Linked DNA regions of Homo sapiens: region 1 is linked to region 2. A link is a contact called in ENCODE Hi-C data. All regions are on one chromosome and are shown on one strand. Each heading gives the region's core, a stretch centred on a gene start or an enhancer-like site at or near the end of the contact. The rest is flanking DNA. Distances are from core to core; before and after follow the strand shown. Region 1 overlaps DNM1 (dynamin 1). Region 2 holds the start of ZDHHC12-DT (ZDHHC12 divergent transcript).

The links. A loop is a pair of places that touch in the nucleus more often than their neighbours do. Pooled maps may share reads with other maps.
Region 1: a loop to region 2 is called in a pooled map, with 5 times the contacts of the local background. The contact joins the enhancer-like site here to the promoter of ZDHHC12-DT in region 2. A Hi-C loop is called at or near these places in 5 of 50 pooled maps.

Annotation. Positions count from the first base shown.
Region 1 is chr9:128,213,263-128,220,863 of GRCh38, forward strand. It overlaps DNM1 (dynamin 1), which reads left to right. Exons shown (of 22, transcript NM_004408.4): 2 at 4,969-5,042; 3 at 5,320-5,469; 4 at 5,787-5,990; 5 at 6,726-6,824; 6 at 6,919-7,079. Among named protein-coding and RNA genes, the nearest start is that of DNM1, 14 kb to the left of the region's middle. RefSeq lists enhancers at 4,562-5,518, 5,488-5,782, 5,519-6,474. Within about 2 kb of position 5,594, at least 5 of the 41 ENCODE cell types and tissues checked have a DNase peak (open chromatin) inside an H3K27ac peak, as active enhancers do.
Region 2 is chr9:128,719,216-128,726,179 of GRCh38, forward strand. It overlaps ZDHHC12-DT (ZDHHC12 divergent transcript), which reads left to right and starts at 5,247. Exons shown (of 2, transcript NR_046240.1): 1 at 5,247-5,420. It overlaps ZDHHC12 (zDHHC palmitoyltransferase 12), which reads right to left and starts at 4,912. Exons shown (of 5, transcript NM_032799.5): 1 at 4,779-4,912; 2 at 3,223-3,359; 3 at 2,794-2,871; 4 at 2,436-2,602; 5 at 1,658-2,287. The coding sequence starts at 4,878. The coding sequence ends at 1,966. It overlaps PKN3 (protein kinase N3), which reads left to right. Exons shown (of 22, transcript NM_013355.5): 19 at 471-613; 20 at 695-802; 21 at 988-1,068; 22 at 1,179-1,701. The coding sequence ends at 1,391. RefSeq lists a silencer at 4,801-5,280.

The sequences.
Region 1 (7,601 bases), core at 4,344-6,843, 510 kb before region 2:
GTAGAGATGGGGTTTCACCATGTTGGCCAGGCTGGTCTCAAACTCCTGACCTCAGGCGATCCACCCACCTCGGCCTCCCAAAGTGTTGGGATTACAGGAGTGAGCCACCGCACCTTGTCATTTTCTGAATCTTTTAAAATGGAGAACACATGATTTTAAAAATTAGAGGCAAAAGAGATCTATTTCCCTTTTGAAAATACAAAGTCATCAACCCTTGGATTGATGGAAGGGAGGGAGGGAGGGTGGGAAAGAAAGTAGGAAGGATGAGAAGATAAGAAATAAGGGAAGGTAATAGGCTCTGCTTAATAGGGAGAAAGATTGCTGTGGAGAGAGCACCTACCCGGACTCAGGAGCCCTACCTTGTCACCAACTTGCACCATGATCTTGGGCAAGACTCTTCCCTTTTGTGCCTCAGTTTCTACCCTATACAATGAAGCCGATGGTAGAGCTCATCTTCCATTCCCTCTTTTGGTCAGTGCGGGTGTCCTGAGAGTCTGCTACATGCCAGACCCAGGGCTAGGTGCTGGGATATTGTGACAAACAAGTCTAGCCTAGTCCCTGCTCCCGGGGCCATCAGAACATCAAGGAAAGCCAAGGCCAGAACTGCCCTGCAGTGTTCAGACCTCAGCTTGAAATTCATGAGCTGTGACGGGGCTGCCTAGGGTCCCCTGGGGCAGCAGGAACAGAGAGCGACTTGTTGCCTGGGGGTAGCCTCACCTCCTCCCAACTGTATTTCTTGGCCTACCCACTCCCTTGCAGGCACCCCAACTCCCTGCTTCAGAGCACGCCCCTGCCCACCCCCCTTGCCTTCCACCTCCAGGGTCAAGATCTGGCTGGAAATATCCTGCCCTCACCCCCAAGCTCACTGCCATCCTCCAGGAAACCCACCGTCCAACTCTCTCCCCGCTGCCTCTTCTGGTGACGAGGCTGTGGGAGTCCAGCCTGTGGTCTCAGCATGCCCAGCAAGCTATCGTTATTTATAATCATAGTAGCCACGATTGGTTCAGCCATCAGTCTGTATAAGCCTCACAGCAACCCATTTTACTGATGTGGAAACTGAGGCTCAGAGAGGTATGGTCATTTGTGCACAGCCACACAGCTCCTACATGACAGCTCAGACATTCAATGTGGGGTCCATCTGACATCAGAGCCCAAAAAAGAGGAGGCATAGAAGAATGACCGGCACTGGGTGCACGCCCAGTTAAGCACGTTACTTCCTGGGGTCATTTGCATTCAGCAGGGCCTGGGAACCAGGATCCCAGAGCTCTGATCCCAAGTCTCAGGTCCTAGAGTAGGGGTAGGGGTAGGGGTCACATCAGCCCTTGGGTTCAGTTTCTCCAGACCCCTCTCACGGTGACAACTCCAGTTCAGACAGGGAGTGTGGCATTTGGGGTTCCTGAGAGGTGTTTGTTTCGTCCCCTCATGTTTCACGTTTGAAGGTGCCTCTGCAGATGGCCAGGCACAGCCTCCCTGGGAACCCACCATCTGCTCCAAATGAGTGGGGAGAACTGGCATGCCAGCAGCCGCCCCTCCCACGCTGGGCACAGCACGCGGCCTCCGAGGCTGGTGGGCCTGATACTTTTCTCTGGGCACCTGTTCTGTCCTCCCTTAGCCTAACCAGGAGCTGGAGGCTGGATCTAGTCTGGATCCCCACTGGGGAGAAGGAGGGCCACCTAGGGGACCCTTAAACAGAGGGCTAAAGTGGGACAGTGTGTCCAGGTGAAAGGGAAGAGCTAGGGAGCTGCTGAGTCATGCACATTCCTTCTCGTGTTGCCTGCACGCCTACTACGTGCGGGGCCTGTGCCAGGCAGGAACCCGGAAGTGAGTGAGGAGCTCATTGTCCGGACCTGGGGACCTGCTGGTCCTCCCCACTGTCAGTCCAGACGTGAGACTGGGAAGCAGACCTCTCGGGTCCTGGCACCAGGCACCAGGCCAAGGAAAGGCCAATGTAGGATTCGATGAAGGAGCCAGCCTGGCACTGGCTCCTCAGCATGGGGCAGATGGTCCTTAAACTTAACACGGAGTGTGGAAACCACCTGAGGATCCATTTAAAACCCAGATTCTGCCTCCCCATGAAGCCCTCTTGAGATTCTAGCCCAGCATGCCTGAGGAGCATGCGTCTGGACAAACTACCCAAGGCATTCTGATGCAGGCCGCGTGAGGGCCTCACTTTGAGAACCTGGGCCATGACAGAGATGGGCCACCTCCCCATCTGGGCACCAGGAGATCTTGGCTCTGGGAGGGGTTGACCCCCAGACATGGCCCTGCCTCTAGTCTCTGCTTCCCAGAAGCTACTTGCCCTTTAAGTAGCCCTGGGGAGGCAGCAGGCAGCTGGCCCAGACCCTGACCACCCAGCATTCTTGCCAGCTGGGCCCTGGGCTCCCCACACCCGCTATGTGGCACCTTGGAGACCTCCACCCCTCAGGCTCACCAGGGCTGCGTGGGCCTGTCTGCTCAAGGAGAGGCCTCTCAGGGAAGAACTCCAGGGAAAGTCCACGTCTCTGTGTGGGGGACTCTTTGTGGGGAGTCCCATCCTTTCCAGCCCCTCCTGCAGTTTCCATGGCAACTACTGTTGCCATGGTGTTGCTGGTGAGGAGCTGGTGGAGAAGAGGGTGGACCCCCGGCCCCCACACCCACCCCAGCTTCTATGAGAACAGCTGTTCTATCTCCACAGCCCTGGGGGACTCCCAAAACTGGAAGTCACGCCCCCAAAGGAGTCTTTGAGTAAAGGATGGGAGAGATTGAGACCGGAAGTCCTCCCACCCCCCAGCAAACCCCCTCCCTCTGTGCCGCCTGGCACACCTCTGTTCTAGCACATACCACGCTGCATTGCATTATCTGTTTACTTGTCTGTCTCTCCCACCACACTGTGAGTTCCTCAGGGTGGGAACTGTCTGACTCATCATCTCCCATCCCCAGAGCCCGGCACAGGGCCCGGCACAGACTGAATTTAATTGAATTACATAAAAAGCCAAGTCTGGCTTCTTGGGTTTGAGACAGCACCATTGAATGAGGAAGTTTCCAGGCTGAGGGTCCAACAGACACTCAGCTTTGAATCCCCACTCTGCTGTGTGACCTTGGGTGAGTCACTTCACCTCTCTGAGCCTCAGCTGCTTCCTCTGTAAAATGATAATCTCTATATCAGAGCACAGATTCGAGGACTTGGAGATTCAATCAGAATTTATTGAGTGCCCCTTGTGTGCTAAGCCCTGTCCTGGGCACTGGGATACAGTGGCAGACAGAAAGAGGCTGCCCTGCTCACTGTCTGGCAAGAATGAAAAGCATTTGCCTGGTGCGCAGAAATGATGAATATACACAGGGCTTACCATCCTTCTCCTTCTCCAGTATAATTCCTGACTCCTCCCCAGCAGCGTCCACTTCCCCAGACGTGAGGCAGTGGAGAGGCTTCAAGAGGGGGCTTTGAACCTAGGAGCTCTGGGTCTAGTCTGTTGTACCTAAGACCCTTAGCTCCTGACCCTGGGGTGCAAGAAGACTTGTGAGTCTGGGTCAGGCTCTGGGCTGGGAGCAAGAGACCTGGGTTCCACCTCTGGCTCTGTAGAGCTTGAATGTATCTTTTTCCCTCCCTGGGCCTCTCCATGAATAAGGCGCTGGCTGTGTCTCAATGGTCCCTCGGGCTTCAACCTGTTCCCCCCTTTCCTGGGCCCTGGAGATCCCATGACTGGCAATTCTGACATCCTGATTCCTGGAGAGGCCTTCACCCTTGTGCTTGCGCCAGCTGGAGGGTGGTGCAGAGGGAGGTGGATGAAAAGAGCTGACTGGACAGAGAACCGGCACCCACAAGAGTCAGCCAAAAGGACAGCTGAGGTTGACATTGGCACGAGCAGATGTCTAAGCTATAGACTGTCAGGTCTGGGGACGGGGGATGACTTTGGGACCTCTCAGTCCAGTCCTTCAAAGGCGGCTCGGTTCACAGGGGGCTGAAGGGCAGGGGAGTGTCACTGCAGAGTCAAATATATCCGAGACCAGGGTCTGCTCTGCCAGATACTGGCTGTGCAACCTGAATGTCTCTAAGGTGCAGCTCCCTCATCTGCAAAATGGGGGTAATAACAGCACCTGCCTCATGGGGCTACAGTATGGAGCCCCACTAAGCGCCTGGCATGCAGTAGGCACTAAGAAGCATGAGTTTTTTTGTTTCTTTGTGGGTTTTTTTGAGGTGGAGTTTTGCTCTTGTCGCCTAGGCTGGAGTGCAATGGCGCGATCTTGGCTCACCGTAACCTCCGCCTCCCGGGTTCAAACAATTCTCCTGCCTCAGCCTCCCAAATAGCTGAGATTACAGGTGCCTGACACCCCGCCGGCTAATTTTTTTGTATTTTTAGTAGAGACAGGGTTTCACCATGTTGGCCAGGCTGGTCTCAAACTCCTGACCTCAGGTGATCCGCCCGCCTCAGCCTCCAAAGTGCTGGGATTACAGGCGTGAGCCACCGCGCCCGGCCCATGAGTCCTTTTCCTTGCCACCTCCTTCCCCACTCTTCTTCAACCCTAGCCATATGGAGCCTGGAGAAGGGGAAGTGAGATGCTGCCCTGCCCCACAGCGGAAGGGAGGGGAGAAGTTACAGCTCTGTTTCCTGGGATCCACTCTGTGGGCATTGGACACATAGGCATGTGGGAGACCCCATGCCTCAGTTTTCTGGGGCTGAATGGCCGTGGCTGAGTTGGGGCAGGGACTTCCTATTGGTTCAAAACCAACACAGGACGTATCTAGGAGTTGATCCAGTCTCTTGGCAGCTCAGATGCATAAATTCTGTGACCCAGGCGACTTGAGGAAAAGTATTTTCCACCTTTCTGGGCTGCCATATGCTCTTAGTTACCTGAAGCCCCTGGGCTAAGGAGCGGTGGAGCCAGCACTTTGGAAGGAGCTTTGGCTTTCCCAGGGGCCGGACAGGTACCCCTGGGACAGAGGGCGCCCCCTCATATCTTGACCCTCCTTTGACCTCCAACTCATTGCAGGGACTTCTTGCCTCGAGGATCTGGCATTGTCACCCGACGTCCCCTGGTCTTGCAGCTGGTCAATGCAACCACAGGTACGTGCCCTCCTTCACCAGCAGCCAGGCCTGCCCACTCCAGCCTCTCCCCCGTCCCCAAGCTGAGGGCCAGCCTGGCCACGAACTTGCTTGCTGTGTGACTGTGGGCCTCGTTCCCCTTAGGGATAGCGGGGATCAAAATACATAATGGAGACGTGGGTGGTGGTTCTGCTTGGGTGTGTCTAGGGGGTTCTATTACCGGTGGGAGATGAAAACCCCCAGGTGGGGTTCCAGACCTTGATGCCTACTGCCCTTCCCCTGCCCGCTTCTGGAGCAGAATATGCCGAGTTCCTGCACTGCAAGGGAAAGAAATTCACCGACTTCGAGGAGGTGCGCCTTGAGATCGAGGCCGAGACCGACAGGGTCACCGGCACCAACAAGGGCATCTCGCCGGTGCCTATCAACCTCCGCGTCTACTCGCCGCACGGTGAGGACCCTGGCCCCGCCCTAACCTCTAAGAATCATTTTCTTGGCCACGCACCTCTGCGTGCCTCGCTCCTCCTGCAGACTCCGCCCCTAGAATGACCCTGCCTCTGCATCATCCTATTCCAAGCTCCACCCTGCCGTGATTCCGCCCACTTCCGGCCACGCCTCCAACAGACTGCCACTTTCGCCCTGAGATTTCCTAGTCCCACCCACCTGCCACCCTGCTCCCAAGCAGCTTCTCTAACCCCGCCCTATTCTTTAACCTCGCCCGCGGCCACGCCCCTCGCCTTGAGCCCGCCCTCTCGCCGCCCTGTCCAGTGCTGAACCTGACCCTGGTGGACCTGCCCGGAATGACCAAGGTCCCGGTGGGGGACCAACCTCCCGACATCGAGTTCCAGATCCGAGACATGCTTATGCAGTTTGTCACCAAGGAGAACTGCCTCATCCTGGCCGTGTCCCCCGCCAACTCTGACCTGGCCAATTCTGACGCCCTCAAGGTCGCCAAGGAGGTGGACCCCCAGGGTAGGTTCCCACCCGGTGGCCAATGCACAAAACCCCAGGCTTGCAGGCTGTCTATTCTTAGTGTAAAGGGGAGCCTCTGAACGGTCTAAGAATAGCGGTGGGATCAGATTTGTACCTTTAAAAATCACTTTGGGGGTCAGGCATGGTAGCTCATGCCTGTAATCCCAGCACTTTGGGAGGCCAAGCCGGGAGGATTGCTTGAGCCCAGGAGTTCGAGACAAGGCTGGGCAACCTAGTGAGACCCCATTTCTACAAAAAATTTAAAAATTAGCCGGGCACCGTGGTGCACGCTTGTGGTCCCAGCTACTCGTGAGGCTGAGGCCAGAGAATCACTTGAGCCCAGGAGGTTGAGGCTGCAGTGAGCCCTACTCGCACCACTGCAGTCCAGCATGGGCAAGAGTGAGACCCTGTCTCAAAAAAGAAAAAAAGGCTGGGTGCAGTGGCTCATGCCTGTAATCCCAGCACTTTGGGAGGCCAACTTGGGAGGATCGCTTGAAGCCAGGAGTTGGAAACCAGCCTGGCAACAAAGCGAGATCCCATCTCTAACAAATAAAAAAACAAGAAGAATAAATAAAAATCATTTTGGCTACTCTGTGGAAAATGAATAAGGGGGAAAGAGAGGAGGCAGTGAGCAGGCAGGGGGCCGAGGAGAGCAGGGGGATGGGAGTGGGAGTGCATGGAATTGTGTGTGAGAGCGGGTGCAGCTGTAGACGGCCCTCCTGCTGGTGCACCCAGGCCAGCGCACCATCGGGGTCATCACCAAGCTGGACCTGATGGACGAGGGCACAGATGCCCGTGATGTGCTGGAGAACAAGCTGCTCCCCCTGCGCAGAGGTAAGCAGGCCATGCCCCTCAACCACTCCCCAGCCCTTCCCCACCCTTCCCCTCCTCTTGAGGCTGGTTGCCCTGACCTTGATACTGTTCACAGGCTACATTGGAGTGGTGAACCGGAGCCAGAAGGACATTGATGGCAAGAAGGACATTACCGCCGCCTTGGCTGCTGAACGAAAGTTCTTCCTCTCCCATCCATCTTATCGCCACTTGGCTGACCGTATGGGCACGCCCTACCTGCAGAAGGTCCTCAATCAGGTAGGCGACCAAGCCAGGATGGGGCCTGGGGAAACAAGCATGAAAACAGGATAAATTAAGTGTGTTCTGAGAGTGAACAGCAGAGGTTAGCCTCTCCGTAGTGCAGATAGACAAACTGAGCCTCAGAAAAGCAAAGCAACTTGCCCACAGCCCCACAGCTAGGTAGCAGCAAAGCTTCACTGACCTTTCCCTGTCTGGGACCTGCCAGGGAAGCCCTGGAAGTCCCCAACACAGAGAAGGCCAAGACCTATGTGGAGGGTGTCATGGGGAAGAGCTTGGGTTTGGGGGCCAGGATTCAAGTATACTCGGCTGAAGACCTTGACAGGGAATCCCAGGGGCTTCCCCAGGACTTTTCTCCATCTGGAATGGGGCATCCAGAACTGAAGTGCGCGCGCGCGCGCGTGTGTGTGTGTGTGTGTGTGTGTGTCTGTCTGACTGTCTGTCTGTGTAGGCAAGACCTGGTTTCCAATCCCAGTTTTGTCACTCCCCCTCTGAGACACTCTCTCTGGCTCTCTGAGCCTC
Region 2 (6,964 bases), core at 3,997-6,496:
GTCTTGCCCTGTTGCCCAGGCTGGAGTGCAATGGCGCAATCTCGGCTCACTGCAACCTCTGCCTCCAAGGTTCAAGAGATTCTCCTGCCTCAGCCTCCCGAGTACCTGCGATTACAGGCACATGCCACCACACCCAGCTTATTTTTTGTATTTTTAGTAGAGACGGGGTTTCACCATGTTGGCCAGGCTGGTCTCGAACTCCTGACCTCATGATCTGCCCACCTCGGCCTCCCAAAGTGCTGGGATTACAGGTGTGAGCCACCGCACCCAGCCGAGTTCTGCCTTCTGTGACCTTAGCCTGTGAGCTTGGCTCTGCATGCAGTCAAATGGCGTCATAACCATTCCCACTTCCTTGGGTACAGGGCAGGGCTTGGCACAGGCTCAGCTCCCTGGCATCATAAGGCTTGGCTATTGAAGTTATTGTGAATAGGCCACACCAAGCAGCTATTGGTGTGCCTGTTGGTTTGCAGGGATCGGCTTCGGGGACCGGACTAGCACCTTCTGTGGCACCCCGGAGTTCCTGGCTCCCGAGGTGCTGACCCAGGAGGCATACACACGGGCTGTGGACTGGTGGGGGCTGGGTGTGCTGCTCTACGAGATGCTGGTGGGTGAGGTGAGTGCTGGAGCCTGTTTCCTGGGCCTCTGGGTGGGGGTGGGGTGGCCCGTGCATCCTGCTGAGCCCCCATCTCCACAGTGCCCGTTCCCAGGGGACACAGAGGAAGAGGTGTTTGACTGCATCGTCAACATGGACGCCCCCTACCCCGGCTTTCTGTCGGTGCAAGGGCTTGAGTTCATTCAGAAGGTAAGCACTGCGGGGTCTGGGGCTGGGCTGGATGGCCGCTCAAGGCCCATGTGCCCTCTGCCGTGGGACAGCAGACCCCCTGCCACCCATCCTTAGAGCGCTCTGGGCCAGCGTGCTTGGGGCCTGTGGATGATGGCAGTGCCTGGGGCTGAATGCCCTAAGTGAGCGCCTGTCCTATTGCCCAGCTCCTCCAGAAGTGCCCGGAGAAGCGCCTCGGGGCAGGTGAGCAGGATGCCGAGGAGATCAAGGTCCAGCCATTCTTCAGGGTGAGCGGCTGGGGTGGCGGTGGTCCCCTGTGCCTGGCAGGGTAGGTGGCATGGAGTGACTCCTGGAGCTGCTGTTCCTGCCGTCTCAGGCGCCTCTCCTTTGCCCTCAGACCACCAACTGGCAAGCCCTGCTCGCCCGCACCATCCAGCCCCCCTTCGTGCCTACCCTGTGTGGCCCTGCGGACCTGCGCTACTTTGAGGGCGAGTTCACAGGGCTGCCGCCTGCCCTGACCCCACCTGCACCCCACAGCCTCCTCACTGCCCGCCAACAGGCCGCCTTCCGGGACTTCGACTTTGTGTCAGAGCGATTCCTGGAACCCTGAGGGCATCTCCTGGCACCTCTGTCCCCTTCCCCCACAGACTGTTAGAGCCTCTGCTCGTTCACCCGTGCGCCCTGCCTGGAGGTCCAGGCCTTGCTGGGTACTTCTGAGCCCTTGGGATTCAAAGTGGCAGCCATGGGGCCACTGTTGTGGGCTTTGCTCAGTGTCACTGGGCAAAGTGTGTCCCTTCCCCCTCCAGCTCGCCCTCTTCTACCTCCCAGCGAGACCTGGCCCAGAAAGGGTGCCGCAGCAAGGAGTGATATGGTTTGTCTTTTTAAGACTGGACTTGCTTTATATTAAATTTGTAAAAGTGTGCACTGGCAGCAGCCTGGGCGGGGCTGGGGTGGAGCCCGGGGTCTGCTTGGGCCTGAGCCACCCACAGGTCCTTTTCTTCCCCTTCTTCCTTGGAAGGCAGAACTGCCCACCAAGGCAGGGATCTGTCTGACTTGAAGCTCCGTTCTGGGGTCTGGGAGGCGTGGGCAGGAGTGAGGGCCCCAGGCCCTCTGAGCGCTCACCCCAGCTGGGGACAGGCCCCGTGGTTTTCAGGCACAAGACGGTAGCCCGGCCTCCAGCAACCCTAAACAGCTGGGCTGCTGCCCTCTTCCTCCTCCTCAGCCCAGAGGGTCTCCCAGGACCCTGAGGGCCATCCACAGAAGAAGTGGGCCAGGTTGCGGGTCAGGCCTCGGTCGAAGGGGTTGCTGGGGCGCTGGCGGAGATAGGCGATGCGGTGTGAGGAGATGAATTCCCAGGTGGTGGTGTTGCTGGCCACCAGGTAGAGGTGCGAGACGAGGAGCAGGCTGGCCACCAACGAGAAGAGGGACAGCAGCAGGAAGGTGGCGAACAGGAGCCCGCTGGACCGCAACCACTGACCCCAGGGCTGGAAGAACCGGAGGCCTGACCTGCGGTGCAGGGGACAGGGGCCTGGTGCTGGGGGAGGGCAGGGGAGCCCTTCCCTCCCCATGCCGGGTCCCTGGGAGTCCTGGCTCTGTCCACCCCTGTGGGAGCATTCATCCCACCCTCCCTCTACACCCGGGCAGCAGCACCCACCATGCCAGGTACAGGCCCCACAGAAGCACCACCAGCTGCAGCGCCAGGTAGACCACAAAGAGTGGGTGGTTGCGCTCTCCCACACAGTTCTCCATCCAGGGGCAGTGGTGGTCGTAGCGGCGGACGCAACGGCGGCACTCACGGCAGTGCCGAGCCCTCAGGGGCTGCTGTGGGCATGGAGGAGAGTGGAGGCTCAGTGCCAGCCCTGCTGTGGGCCCACCACTGAGGGAAGGAATCAGGGCCTGATTCTGGAAGGCCTTCTTGGAGGAGGGGCGAGGCCCAGGCAGTGGGGCAGGAGGAGGTCGAGGAGTCTCAGCTTTGGCCCAACCTCTCCCACGGGTGTCCGTGCATCACTCACCAGCACCAGGCAGTATCTGCAGCGCCGAAGAGGGATGGCTGGAGGAACCATGGCTGTCTGCTCCTCTTTGAGCTCCTCCTGGAATGAGGGGTGGGGTGTAAGACAGGGTCCCCTTGGGAGACAGATGGCATTGGCGGGCAGCTCCCCTAGGGGCCGGCTTAGCTCTGGGTATGGAGTTTGGGACCCATCCCATGCAGAATGGAGGTGTGGGGTATGGCGGAGCACCCTGGACTGAGGGCGGCTGTGTATGTTTGCAAGTCTCTTCCTTCTCTGGGGCCCAGCAGTTTCCTCACTACTGTAGATGGGGCTCTAGGGGTGGCAAGAGGAGTCACTGAACTGCTCCCACAAGAGCCTGCAGCACAGAGCCTGGCATGGAGACTGGTGCTGGTTGTTAGGTCCCTGTTGGTGAGAGTAGGGGCCCCTGGTTACCTGAGGCTGGGGCTGCACATTCACGTAGCCAGGGTCCATGAGTGACACAGCGAGGTAGAGCAGCAGGGAGCCCAGCACCAGGAGCAGGAAGGTGAGGGGCAGGAGCAGCTCCCCCTGCTCCTCCCATTGCCGCAGCTCTGGAGAGGCCGGAGAGCACAGTGAGGCTGGGCCGGGTAGAACAGGAGTGGGTGGGGTTGGGGTGCAGTTGGAGGTGGGGAAGTGTGTTCCTGGCTGAGCAAAGGCCTGGAGATGTTGGTTCCATGAGTGGCTGTGTGTGGCCAGCAGTTCATCTGCACTTTTATCTGGAGGGTCAGAGGGAACCATGGAAGGTTATAGAGCCAGATCTGTTTTGGAAAACCTCATTGCTAAAGAAATGGATCAGGGGAAGCCTGGGGGCAGAGAATCTGGCCAGGAGGAAGAAGAGAGTCGCTACAAAGGCCTGGCAGGAAGTGAGGGAGGAAGGAATGGACAGGGGGCTGCTGGGTCAAGGGAGCCAGACCTGACTGGATGTGGGAGAGAGGGAAGAGGGGTCCAGCGTCTCTGGCTCTGCAATGGTGAGAGACTGGTTAGGTCTGAAATGCCTGAGAGAGATACAGTGGGAAGGGTGCAGCTGGCAGGCTCAGATGCTGCAGAGGGGCATACGGAAGGGTCCAGCAGGCTTCAGCCCAGGGAGGTGACAGGATTTTGGGGAGGTAGGGTGCAGGGCAAGGAGTGAGGGGGCATGAGACCACCAGACAGCAGAGTGTAGACAAATCCTGTGTCCCTTGGTTGTAAGGGGGAGCAGAGAAGAAAGGGTGGGTTTTGAGGGGGGTTTTCTGATACGGAGACCTGAGCAAGTTTTTAGGCTAAAGGGTGAAGGTGGTGGAGGAGGTCTGTCTTGGGAGGAAAGCCAGAAGGGGCCCCAGTCCAGAAACTGAGGCTGGACCGCCATGGAAGGAGGGCTGGGGTCTGCTGTGGGGGACAGTGGGGGAGGCTGCCTGTGGCAGGTGAGGCGCTGGGTAGGGGGCTACTAAGAGGAATGAGGGAAATGGAGGTGGGTGGGTGGGTGAATCTGTGGGAAGATGGGAGACAGGCCGCACCCCATGGAGTGTTCTCTGGCCTGAGGGTTTGCCTGGACTTGGGCAGCTAGTGGCCATGGGGGTGTGGGGGGTGTGGGTGTGGGCAGAATGCCAATCTTTGCATCTAGTTGAGCCTCCTAATCGTATGGATAGGAAGATTTGGGGTCAGTTCCTGGGAAGGATCATGTGGGTCCCAGGATCAGGGGACATGGGGCTCAAGTCGGTCCTTGGATCTGGTGGGCACCGGCTGGGTCCTGGGATGGACAGGGCATTTGGCAATGATCAGGAAGATGCTGGGATTAATTAGGGATCAACGGGGTATCAGACAGAGAGCAGGTGGCTCTTGGAATGATAGATGGGGAGAGGGCTTCAGGAGCTGGTGGAGATCGGGCCAATCCCAGGATCTCCAGGGATTAGGCGGGAGACCCAGTGTGACCAGAACGTCTGGGGAAGTACGCGGGATCGGGTGGGTCCGGGGTCGCTCGGGGTCCGGCTCACCGGTATCGTGCAGGAAGAGCACCAGCGTGATTCCCCAGGTCAGCACGGTGTGCCCGGTCCGCACCAGGACCCCAGGGCTGAGGAGCGCCCAGGGCGCCATCGCCTCGGCCCGGGGCCCCACCCGGAAGAAGCGCCCAGAGGGGCGGGCCCTCCGAGGGAGGGGAACGCCGCCGCCCGGGGACTGGTGGATCTAGGCGTTGGGCGGGGCCGGACTGGGTCAGGGAGGCTGCCTATTGGATGGCATCTGCGGCCGAATGGACCCTCAAGCCAACAGGTGCCTGAAGAGGCTGAGGGTGGGGCCGGCGCGCGCGCAGCTGGTAACTCCCTCAACTCCAGCCCCACCCGCCAGGTAACTTTTGAAAGCGCCGGAGCGCGCGCGCACCTCCCCCGCGCTCCGCTGTGCCCTCCCCCGCGTTCCCCTGTGCCCGCCCTCGCAGCCTCGCGCATGCGCGTAGCTCCCTGGGCGCTTCGAAGATCCAGCGGCTTGCTGTGAGTCCGGGAGGCAAAATTGTACCCATTTCAAAGATGTGATGACTAAAGTCTCGAGAGGGCCAAGGCTCGCCCAAGGTTGCTCTGTGGTGACAGCTTTACCTCCTTGCTATGTATTCTCAGATATTGCAAACGGACGAGAGAAAAGTGGAGGTACGTGGTGCACATTCTGACTATGGGTGATCCAACTTAGGCGGGAGTCAGAAATCCCAGCACTGCCCCTTCCTACCTGTGTGACCCTGGGCGAGTTACTGAGCCCCTCTGAGCTGTTTTCTGTCTCTATAAGGGGGATTACAATAGTGTCTTCCTCCTAAGGTGTTTGGGAGGATTAAATAATGGAAGCGCCTTGTCTAGCACGGGACTGTCTTGCCTCTCCTGCTGTGAGCCACCACCTACAGGCGGACTTTCCTCACCGGAGGCTGCAGGCTGTCCTCCTTCCCTGTGTCCCCAGGGCCTTCTCCACTCAGCCCCGCCTTTCCACAGCACCTCCCACTGATACCAGCATCCTCCTCCGCCTCCCTCTGATTGGCCCCATCCCAGCTCCTCCAGGATACTCCTCTGACATCTGTTGTTTTTCTCAGCTCAACATCCTTTTTTTGGTTGGGGAATCGACTTCCCATCCCATGTGATTGGAGGGACTGCCCCTCACCCCATAGGATGGCGAGCGGCAGGCTGTGGGCTTTCGACTCTGCAGAACCAATCACAGGCCTTCCATGAGATTACTGTCTAGATGCTGAGAGGAAGGAGCATTCTTTTGGATCTCAAGCCTAAGGAATGGGATATAAGGCAACTGGGAGCCGTCTTTACGCTGGGCGGAGAGGGCTTACCCTGTCTGTGGCTGGAGAAAATGAGACCAACTTATAAAGACACATAGAGATGGATAAGCAGCACTAAAGGAGGGAGCAAGAGATGGTCTGAACAACATTGTCTGAGCCCTCTAGATCCGGCTGTCCCTGAAGCTGATACTGACTCTGCATCCCCTGGTTGCAAGAGTCAATGAATGCCCACCTTTTTTTTTTTTTTTTTTTTGAGACAGAGCCTCACTCTGTTGCCTAGGCTGGAGTGCAGTGGCGCGATCTGGGCTCACTGCAACCTCCACCTCCCAAGTTCAAGTGATTCTCCTGCCTCAGCCTCCCAAGTAGCTGGGGTTACAGGCACATGCCACCACGCCCAGCTAATTTTTGTATTTTTAGTAGAGACAGGGTTTCACTATGTTGTCCAGGCTGGTCTCGAATTCCTGACTTCAAGTGATCTGCCTAACTCAGCCTCTCAAAGTGCTGGGATTACAGGTGTGAGCCACCATGCCTGGCCCCAATTCCCACCTTTGACTAGCCTGAGTAGATGTTTGAGTTGGGTGTCTGTCATTTGCAGCTAAGTCTTGACTACTGCACTGGGTGCAGGATCTGATGTGCTCAGTGGGGACATCCAGCACATTATCCACTCAGCACATAATTCTGAAGCTTCCGTGGGTTAGGCACTGTGCTAGTATCAAACATCCCAACACTAGTTCAAATAGTAAGGCCAGATTTTAATTAACAATATACTACTGATAGGGCGGAGAGCCCAGTGTGAACCAACTGAAACTTCTGTTTGTGCAGAGGTGACTGATGTTTTTTGTGGTTTTGGTTTTCTGCTTTCTTGAGATGGGGTCTCGCTATGGCCTCAAACTCCTGACCTGAGGCAATCTTCCCCCTCAG